Regions from separate parts of the Homo sapiens genome. Here region 2 is linked to region 1. The links are chromatin loops, found by intact Hi-C in ENCODE. Cell type or tissue: mesothelial cell of epicardium. All regions are shown on one strand. Each heading gives the region's core, and the rest is flanking DNA. Links, peaks and the distances in the headings are about the cores only.

The links. Hi-C counts contacts between places; a loop is a spot of excess contacts. Peaks named below come from ENCODE experiments on the same cell type or tissue, not always from the same donor. Only the 100,000 strongest peaks of a DNase experiment are listed, where the experiment ranks them.
Region 2: a loop joins it to region 1, with 16 times the contacts of the local background. A loop is called at or near these places in 24 of 110 quality-filtered maps.

What each region holds. Positions count from the first base shown.
Region 1 is chr6:148,959,588-148,964,964 of GRCh38, reverse strand. It overlaps UST (uronyl 2-sulfotransferase), which reads right to left. Exons shown (of 8, transcript NM_005715.3): 5 at 402-555. It overlaps UST-AS1 (UST antisense RNA 1), which reads left to right and starts at 281. Exons shown (of 3, transcript NR_038408.1): 1 at 281-404. RefSeq lists enhancers at 240-816, 817-1,393. In mesothelial cell of epicardium, for the core only: no CTCF peak of the experiment used is centred there; no DNase peak of the experiment used is centred there.
Region 2 is chr6:148,556,744-148,562,120 of GRCh38, reverse strand. No RefSeq gene overlaps it. Among named protein-coding and RNA genes, the nearest start is that of UST, 190 kb to the left of the region's middle. RefSeq lists a silencer at 2,095-2,274. In mesothelial cell of epicardium, for the core only: CTCF peaks have their summits at 1,995 and 2,195 (motif pointing left); a DNase peak (open chromatin) is centred at 2,150.

The sequences.
Region 1 (5,377 bases), core at 78-5,077:
CCAGAGTGGTCATGGGAACTGAATGGGCTGAGGGATGAGAAGGGGCTCTGCCGCCCTCTAACAGACACCCCCCCAACACCTTTGTTCTTCTTAAGCACTACAGTGCTAGTCAGGACTCCTTAGGAAAGACTGTTAACGCTCTGGGTCCCAAAACCTAGCACTAAAGACAACTGAGCAAAGCAAAATCAGAAAATAATTTGAGGAAATGTTCATTAGGATCTGGGTCACCCGGAACCAGTTTCTCTCGCCAAGACCTCCTTCCTGCGGAAGCACCCTCTCTGCGCCACGCTCCATGGAGGCGCCAAGGAGAAGGCCTGGGAAGGGAAGAGTGAACCTTCCCTGGTGGAGGGCCCACTCCTCAGGCAGTGGGGAGACCGCCTTTTGCATGCGACAGGACTTACCAGGTAGCGCTCCTCCTGCCTCATGCTGGGGGTGCGGATCATGTGATTTTGTTCCCCTCTCCAGTCTCCAAAGCGACGGAAAAAATAGTTGGATAAGAACCGGTTGACGGGGTCTCTAATGATGTTGATGTAGACAGGCTGGTCTCCTCCAAACCTAACACAAACATTGAGTTCGTTACAACCCATCACTGCAGGACGAAAACAGGGCCTACTTAGACAACATCTCCCCTTCCCTCTAGGTTAACTTATTGAAAGATGACCTCCTATGCTAAGGTGCCAATGACACGTAATAAGCAAACGGTGTTTCCTGATAAGCATTTTATTATCATGCAGGAAGTGGGGAGGATGATACCTGTTCCAGGTACCTGTTGAGGGGCTGTGAGGACATTTCATAGTATAGCACGGTACAAACCACACCATTGTGCATGTTAAGGAAGAGATGGTGTCTAGTTTTCTCACCAGGCTGTAGGTTTCTTGAGGATGGGGGCCACTCTGTATTGGATTTAGTATTTCCAATGGCTAGAACAGAACCCACAGGGACACAATTGGCCCTCGGTGAATGTTTCAGTTGATTGGTAGGTTCTGACTGCCTTGCTGGGTGAGACGGCACTTCCTCTATATTGTAATTCAAACAGTTCCGGGTCAGGTGCTCTGCAGTAAGGGAGTGAATAACAGCCAGTCTTCACTGAGCACTCGCTATTCACCTTGTTCTAAATACCTCATGTAACCAGCTTGCTGAAGCCCCATAACACGTCAATGGAGTAGAAAAAATAATTATCCTCATTTACACTTGGGGAAACTGAGGCAGGAATAAGGTTCATAACTTGTAGCTGAACTAGGATATGGGTCCAGGCAATCTGGCTCTAGAATCTATGCTCTTAATTATGGAAAAGTGATTTCTGGAGTTGAGGAAATTTTGTGTGGGATATCAAGAATGAAACAAAATTCAACATAATTATCCTCAAGTGATGGCAAGTGGCTTCAGATAAAAATAAAGCAAATAGCCAGGTGTTCCATTTTAATTCCTTCCATGAAAGGATTAGATGAATCCACTAAATCTTGGCCCAAGAACAAGGTCTTCCCGAAGCAGAGTGATGAGATTGGCTGGATTTCTCTTAATGATTCCTTCTTTTTCTCTTTGAACTGCTTGAAAGCAGTAGCCTTGAGGAGTTCGGGGAGAGTGCCCCAGTCTCTGGGCAGAGGGCATGCTCTGGTGACCTCCTGAGGGGCCTGCAGGGTTCTCTAGCCCTATGGCCTCGTGACCTTCTGAGGAATGTGCCTGGACATTCTGTCAGGGGTCAGAAAGAACTAAGAGAAAACAAACTGACAGGACCCCGCTCCTGCCTCTCCCCAGCTGGCAGACTCCATTCACCTTTCAAAACCCAGCCTGGAGTCACATCACATCCCTCAGCAATTAATGCCCAACCCAGGGTCCATGCCTCCCTCCTCTGTGCCCTGGGCCCTCTCTCTTGCACTGTGTGGAAATGTGTGCCTCTCCCATCAGACTGTGGGCCTCCTGCAGCCAGGAACGACACGCTCTAGCTCAGTGTGTGGCACACAGTAGGTGCTCAACAAATGATGACCAAATGAAGAAATGAACATCTGAGTGTGTGCCTCTCAGTTGTTAACGTTTCTTCCCATATCATGGGGCTCTGTTGTCAGAGGAAAGTAATAACAAGCCCCCATCCTTTTCTGTGTATGAATTCATATAATGTTGTTCCTGGTTTATCTGCATTTTTAAAAAGAATCTTCAGAGAGAAGAATCCAAAGGAACAACTCTGAGATAGTGGAATTTCAGGCACCAGGACATATGAATGACACCCTGGAGCCCTTAAATACTACCACATTGGAACACACACTGCTCATGGGTGAGATTAGCCTTGCAATGCGAATCTTGTTAGTTCTCAGAAATACACATTCATGTAACTGGATGAACAACTAACTGGAGTCCCAGGAGTTAGCTGTGCCAACCACCAGCTAACTACTGTACACACCCCAGATTTATCCCCCTTTTAAAATTAAATTGGGTTTCATATCTATGATAAACAGCAACTAAAGTAATAAAGCTAGGGACTAGGAAGACAAGGCTTGCATACCAAATATGCACCTAATTAGACCCTCAAAATTGCTTCATGCTTTTAAAAACCTCAACTGTTCTTTTATGTTCATGTGAAGAATGACTGCTAGTGCTAGTTAGCAGAAATGCCCAATCATGTGAATCCATGCACAGCATCCCATCAGGAGATGGCTCTCAGCCTCACCACTGCCATCTTTGATCAATGGCGAGAGAAGTAAGGACTGGGAAGTCTTGATGAGCATGGATGACTTGCTCTTGTTTGCACGTTGCAATCCAATGCAAGACTTCCAGAATAATTTTCCAAAATGGAAGTTTTAGATGGCTTAAGAATGTATTGTCAAGTATCAGATAATATAGTAGGCTCTCTCTAGAAGTTTCTAACTATGACAAACAGGTGTCTTGTATATATCTTCCCCTTTGCAGAAGGCAATAATGGTTGCCGGCTGCCAACCCTCTGTACACACAGCTTCCGCCAAATTGGGAAAATCTGGGGTGACACGTCCGTTATACAGAAGAGGCCAGAATACCACCATGCTACCATCAGGGACCAGAGCATAGCACATGTCCTAGTGCCTGAGTAGGGAAGCAATTTCCCTACCCTCATTCCATCTTCTTTCAGCATCAGTTTCTCCTCTAAGTAATTTAAAACTCTGGTCAGAATTTCTGGCTACTATTTATAAAGTCCCTGGGTCACCTGAACCTTTTGCTCACTCATGATTTCATTTTGGGGCTGAGAATGGTTTGTACCCTACCATCCCATACAGTGATTTTTAAAAGCCTTGAGAGAAGATTCCACAACCTCCCTGTGAAGTCCACTGTATCAGTTGAAAAGTCTTTCTTATACTCAGCCAATATTTAACATTTTCCTTTTATGCACATTTCCTTTTGTTTGAACCATTTGACACAAAGGATTTGCATCTCCTATGCTTTTACAATGCTTAGCCTTTTCAACTTCAATTTTAATTCTTTTAACTTTTTGTTGTTTCTTTCAAACATTCCTTTGGCTTTTATCTTAAGACTTATTTCCCTTCATTTTATAATCTAAAGCTCTAATTTGATCTTTATGGAGCGCTAAAAAATTGTGGTGACTACGGCTGATCACAGGTTCTAAGTAGTGCATACACTAGAGAGTAGAAGAGTCAGGCCATATTTTGTTTTTTGTTCAACAACATACCCTTTTGTCCTTCAGTCACCACAATTACTCCTGCATCTTTGAAGCTCTCTTTTAAGTCATCCTAAAATAGCAGGCATTACCAATTTCTTCGACATTTGTTGACAGATCCTATTCCCCGACTCTGTAAGCACTCCTCTGGGCTTCCTTTGGACTCTGCCACTGTGTCGTATTTTTTAAATTTTTACTCATTTTTTTTGATGAGAAGATGAAGCTCTGCAGCAGGGAATAATTTTCTAGAAAGCATAACTGCATGTTTCTCACTCTGAGAGGCATTTCCGAACACCTCATTCTGAGCATTTTCATCAGCATTGGTCCCACACTGCTACCTCAATCAATTAATCAACCCATCGATAATATTAGTCACCTCTTCCACAGCTACACAAAGCACTAGGGTAAAAATCTTAGGTATATTTTCATCAAAATTTGAAAGGCATTCTTCCTGAGGTAATAATTATTGCACATATTAAATCAATACTTAAGACCAGAATTATCCCGGAGAATTAAGACTGTTTTGTACTCCAATTATAGTAGAGATTACTGTGATTGGAATCAGTTTTTGAAAGTATATCCTGTTCTTCTAAGAAATTCTAGTAAAATGTATATATTTGCCCTTTTCATCATTTTCAAGTGTACAATTCAGTGGTATCAAAACATTCACATTGTTGTGAAGTCATCATTATCACCCGTCTCCAAAACGTTTTCACGTTCACAAATGGAAACTCTGCCCATTCAACAAAAAAATCCCTTTTCCTGCTTTCCCCACCCCTGGTAACCACCATTCTGCCAAAAGCCTACCTCCTTTTTAGCCTCTGGCCTGGAAGCAGAGGTTATCTTTGTGCCACTATCTACATTAAAGGGTGAAAAGTACCATAGGCCAGAGGCCCAGGGCTTTGACCCTTGATCAGTGAGGGAGGAAGACAGTTTGAAGTGAGAGAAAGGCCATCATGGAAAAGAACAGGACCTTTTGGGGGCAGAGTGAGGAGTGGCTGAGGCGGAGAGGGGTAGAGCTGGCTGTTTATTTTTGAGACGGAGTTTCGCTCTTGTTGCCCAGGCTGGAGTGCAATGGCGTGATCTCGGCTTACTGCAACATCTGCCTCCTGGGTTCAAGCGATTCTCCTGCCACAGTCTCCCAAGTAGTTGGGATTACAGGCGCCCATCACCATGCCCATCTAATTTTTGTATTTTTAGTAGAGATGGGGTTTCGCCGTGTTGGCCAGGCTGGTCTCGAACTCCTGACCTCAAGTGATCCGCCTGCCTCGGCCTCCCAAAGTGCTGGGATTACAGGTGTCAGTCACTGCGCCCAGCCAAGCTGGCTGTTAAAGGGCCCTTTGCTGGAGCCCGTCACAGTAACAAGAGTCCCTGAAGGTCCAGTGGGGGCCAGCATGGTGGGGAGGTCTGGCTTCTGTCCTCACACCCCCTGCAGTGGGCACTTCCATCTCCTCTGCCCAGGACTAGACTCCCCTCCGCCCACCATCCATCACAAAACACAAGCAGAAGAGACAGCTGTGCTCTGCTCTCCGGTCTGTCCCAAGGCAGGAGAGATGGAAACATTTGCTGTGAGAAGCTGAGACAAATGGGGAAGGAGGTGGGTATTTGGGTCAGGGCTCCCACTCACAGAGGAAGATGAATTGACAAGGCATGAAATAAACAGTAAGGAATAATCAGGAAATGAGGGAAAGTCCAGATTATACTCATCCCTGATGGGCCAACACAGCTGGTGGCCCA
Region 2 (5,377 bases), core at 277-5,276, 400 kb after region 1:
TGTGGTCCATGTGGCTGCTGCCCTACCCTCATCTTTACTGTTGCCTGGGAGGTGGCAGGAGAATCTTCTATGAGTGAGGAAAATATCACCCTCCGCCTGTGCCTTATTGGATACAGTTGGGTCCTGTGGCCACTAATGGCTGCAAGGGAAGCTGGCAAAGGGGGCTTGGGAGGGAGGGGCCGACACAGCTGCCACTGGTTTGAGCCAATTACGATTCATGTCCTGGGACTGGAAATAATGAGGCCAAACAAAGCAGAGATTCTGCCATCAGACAGCAGAGGGGTGGCTTTCGCAGAAAGGTCAGTGGGGCAGGCAGGTCTTTTCCCGGCACCTGCTATGTGCACAAATAATGACAATGAGGCTGAGCAGTGAAAGGACCTGCCTGGGGTCACAGAGCAAGCACAACTCCAGAGCACACCACCTCCAGGCTGGGCGCTGTCTTTTCTCCTGTGATCCCAGCACAGTGGACCAAGTGCTGGTGGCTCAATGTAAATTTCAAGGCCCCAGGAACTCCTTCACTGAAGATACTCATAGTTTTTAACCCTTACTATGCATCAGAATAACTTGTGGAACTTGCAAAAACTCATGAATGTCCAGACTTCATTCCCTGAAGTTCAGATTCAATTGGTCTGCAGTAGGCCCCGGGCAGCCTCCTTTGCAAAGCTTCCCAGGTATAATGGTGTTCTACTCTCCCCAGTTATTCAATGAAACACAAACTTAGGTGTTTCTATGAAGGTATTTTGTAGATGAAATTAAAACCCCAAATCAGTTGACTTTAAGTAAGGGAGAGTATCCTAGACCAGCAGTCCCCAACCGTTTTGGCACTGGTCACCAGTTCCATGCAAGAAAATTTTTCCGTAGATGGGGTGGGGTGCGAGGGGATGGTTTCAGGATGATTCAAGCATGTTTCATTTATTGTGCATCTTTCTTTCTATTATTATTACATACTCACCATAATGTAGAATCAGTGGGAGCCCTGAGCTTGTCTTCCTGCAACTAGATGGTCCCTTCTGGGGGTGATGGGAGGCAAGGACAGATCATCAGGCATTAGATTCTCATAAGGAGCCTGAAGCCTAGATCCCTTGCATGTGTAGTTCACAGTAGGGTTTGCGATCCTGTGAGAATCCAATGCCACTGATCTCACAGGCAATCAGATCCTAACAGGCCATGGACTGGTACCAGTCTGTGGCCCAGGGGCTGGGGACCCCTGTCCTAGACAATCCAGATGGGCCTGATTCAATGCATCAGAAGGCCTTAGAAGCAAAGCTGAGGCGTCCTTGATGAAGAAGAAATGTCATGGTGGACAGCAGCATCAGCTGGTGTCTGTGAGTTCCAGCCTGTCCTTCCTGATGATCAGCCTGCCCTATGGATTTCAGACTTGCCTCGTCACACCTCGCAATTAAGCCAATTCCGTGCAAAAAATCTCGAATTATACATCTCTCACGGGTTCTGCTGAGAACCAGGGAGTTATTCAGTAGTTGTTAAGCCAAAGGGCATCAGAATAAAATAACACAAGGTCAAATCTCATCTCTTCTCCCTGCGACCTTCGTGGCTGCAGTTCCTTCAGCTATAAAGTGGGGATCTCGGTGTTCGGTGCACAGGCATCCTGTGAAGGGTAACTGCTCTCAGGAGTGTGTACGTTCACTACACATCAGGACTGAGTGATGGCAGCTGCTCTTATACTGCTAGGCTATTCTGGGCCATGAGCAAATAAATGTTCAGACAAAAAATGCGGCTGGTGTTCCCTCACCATTGCTTGACATCTAAAGTTTAGGGCCTTGGAGTGACCTAATCCGGCTTCCCCCAGCTTGCTCCCGCAGTAGGCAAGAGGGCGCCTGCGCACACACAGACACGTGGACGCTGCACCCCAGCAGGTGCAGGACACCGAGGCGGCCGCCCAGCTCCGGTCATGAAAGCAGCCAGGAGTTCCATCGGTCACCCATCATCGCTCTCCTGGGAGTTTTAATAGGTGTTTTGGTTACAGGACTCCAGGTCTCGCTGCTCACTTGGTGAGTCGTGGCGGTCCTGCCGGCCCTGCTGCCGCCGCACTCGGTTTCGGGGCTGCGGCTCGGCTCCGCACCGCGCGGCGTGGACGCGCTCCTCCCGGGGGCTCCCGCGCCTCCCACCAGCGCCTCCCGGCGAGCTGGCTCGGCCTCCAGCCTGGCGAAGCAGTGCCCTCTGGCGGCCACGCACTGCAGCAGCGGCTCGCTCGGCAAGACGGAGGCCGAAACCTGAAACCGGCTCTGGGCCCTGATTTCTTTCTAAGCCACTGTTTTTTGACTTGGAAATCCATAAGAAATCCAAAATTGTAGGTTTTTCTCTTTTTTTATGAAACAATTTTTGTATTTTCCACAGACAATAAATTAGATGTTTCTGTTCCTGGTAGTGCCCAATGTGAGGATGGATACATTTAGCACCTGCACATGTGAAGGTGACCCGACATTAAAAGTAGGGAAACTCCGTGTGGATTTCGGTGATGAGCTACACGTTCACAAAACCACCCTTGATAGTCATTTCCACAACTTCCAGTCCTGAGAACTGGTCACTCCAGCAGGTTTAAGGTAATAATCTGTGGGTCAAAGTTAAGTCAAAGTTAAGCCTTGGATACGCAGAGAGGAGCCGCCTCTTTGTCTATTTACCTTGTCACTAGCCATCCGCGTATGGACCTCAGCCCCTCGTGTCACCCCTCTGGGTCTCCGTCTCCTAACCTAGGAAAGAAGAGGGTTAAAATAGAGCCTCTTCAGCGTTTGCATTTAGGATCCAAGGGCTAGTCATTCTGGAATAGTCATTCATTCAGCAAATACCACGTGTCAAGTGGAGAGGGTTCAGGTTCACCAGGGAGCAAACCTGTGCGTTCCCGGATGTTAAATTGTAGCAAGGGAGAAAGGTACTAAGCAATAAACCTAAAGATGACACAGTGTGTTAGAAGGTGAGAATGAACGCCAGGTGGAAACTGGCACAGGTGTGGGACTCGAGAGTGGTAGCCCAGGGAAAGGCTGAGGGAGAGGCAGTTTCAGATGACGGAATCAGGCCAGGACTCTGAAAAGTGTCCTTTGAGCAAAGACCTGTAGAAGGGCATGAGAAAACCACAGGGTCTTTCTGAAGAAGAGACTTCCAGGCAGAAGGAAGCCTGCAGAGGCCCGAGGTGAGAGCGGTCCGTTAAACTTGCGGACCAAGGAGAAAGCCTGTGTGGCTGAATCAGAGTGGCTGAAGAGTAGCGATGGCTGGGGAGGCTAGGAGGTCACAAGAGATGGTTACACAGAACCTGCTGGGCCACCGCAAAGGATTTGCCTTTGACTCTGAAAGAAACGGGGCCATTGGAGGTTTTGAGCAGAGGAGCGGCACGATCTGCCTGATGTTTTCACAGGTCTGTCTTAGCCTGCTCGGGCTGCCATACATAACAAAATGCCATAGACTGGGTAACTTACACAGCAAACATTTCCTCACAGCTCTGGAGGCTAGAAAGTCCAAGAAAGTCCGGTGAGGAGGCTGGGCGCTGTGACTCACGCCTGTAACCCCAGCACTTTGGGAGGCTGAGGCAGGTGGATCACTAGGTCAGGAGTTCGAGACCAGCCTGGCCAATATAGTGAAACCCCATCTCTACTAAAAATACAAAAATTAGCTGGGTGTGGTGGCACGTGCCTGTACTCCCAGCTACTCGGGAGGCTGAGGCAGGAAAATCACTTGAACCCAGGAGGTGGAAGTTGCAGTGTGCCGAGATCACGCCATTGCACTCTAGCCTGGTGACAGAGCGAGACTCCATCTCAGAAAAAAAAAATCAAAAAGGCCTCCATCTCAAAAACAACAACATAAAAAAAAAGAAAAAGTCTGGTGAGGGTCCTCTTTCTGGCTTGCACACGGCTGGCCACCTGCCCACTGTGTCTTCACATGGTAGAGAGAGAAAGTAATGCCTGGTGTCTTCTTCCTCTTCCCATAAGGGCACTAATCCCATCATGCAGCTCCGCCTGTGTGACCTCATCCAAATCTAATAATCTCCCACAGGCCCCACCTCCAAATACCATCACACTGGAGGCTGGGGCTTCAACATACGAACTTGGGGGAGATTCAAGTGTTCAGCCCTTAACAAGGTCACCCAGGCTACTGTATGAGCTACTGTAGATCACAAGGGTGGGCGGAGATGGGGGCAGGAAAAGCAGGAAACCACAGTGAGCATCGAGGCGAGGGTGGTGGCTGTGGCTTGGGCTGGTTTGGTAGTAGTGGAGACGGTGAGGAATGGTCAGATTCTGGAGAGACTTTGAAAGCAGAGACCACAGGATTTCCCAACAGGTTGAATGCAGAATGTGAAAGGAAAAAGAAGTAAAGGATGATTAAGTCTGAACGAAGTAACTGGAAGCTGTTATTGAGAGGGGAAATTGACATGGGTGGGGCAGAGATCTGCAGGGGGGCCAGATATTTCATTTGGGACATGTTGATAAACTTTAAGACATCTGTTTGTGAAGAGAGAGAAGTGAATGTGCAAAGTTCAGGAGATTCAGGGGACAGTTGTTGCTAGAGATAATTTTCATCCTATAAAGAACGTGGGTTCTAGAGTCAGGCGGATTTGTGCTCAAATCTCAGTCCTGTTACTTACTGTCTATGTCAGCCTGAAACAATGTCTTAACTTCTCTGAACCTTGTTATTCAATATTTATATTTTCAGCTCCTCATGTGTCAGGCACTGTACCAGGTACTGGGATTGAAAAAATAAGCAAAGTCCCTGTGCTCATGGACTCTACACTGGTCAAACAGGGATGAGAATGAATGTCCACTTAGTGTTCATTGAATGAATAAAGCGTATAAACTGCCTCAGGCACTCAGTATAGTGATTTGCCCAGTAAATAGCTGCTCTCACCACGCTTTCCTTGCTTTCTACCCATTGGAGGACAATTTGTGTTGCATACTCGGACTGACAAGTAAAGATCTAGAGGACATTTTGGGTGCCACGGAAACTATAGAACTGATTCCCCAAGACTAGAAGGTGGTCCAAAATACCAGAAATTATAGAATAATATGTTGCCTGCACAGCAGAATACAGCCTCTGATTTTCCTTCTTTGGAATTATTCTAGAGACCAGATACTAAACCCAGCTCAGGGACATTGTAACAATGACCAAAATTGAGCTGGTGCTTGAGGATGCATGGGTAGTCTAACAAGCAAATAGCTGGGGCAGCATCTTACCATGAGGGTTGTTCTCATTGTAATCAGCATCCTCTTAGATAGAAGCGCTACATTTCTTCTTAAGTGACGAATTTCTGGGATTGCTTCTTTTACTCTAAGCTAACTCTTGGAGATGAAAAGTCAACCACAGAGAGATCACCAAGGGTGAGAAGAGGCCCTGGGATGGAAGTCTGAGGCCCCTGAACATTCAAAGGGTGGGC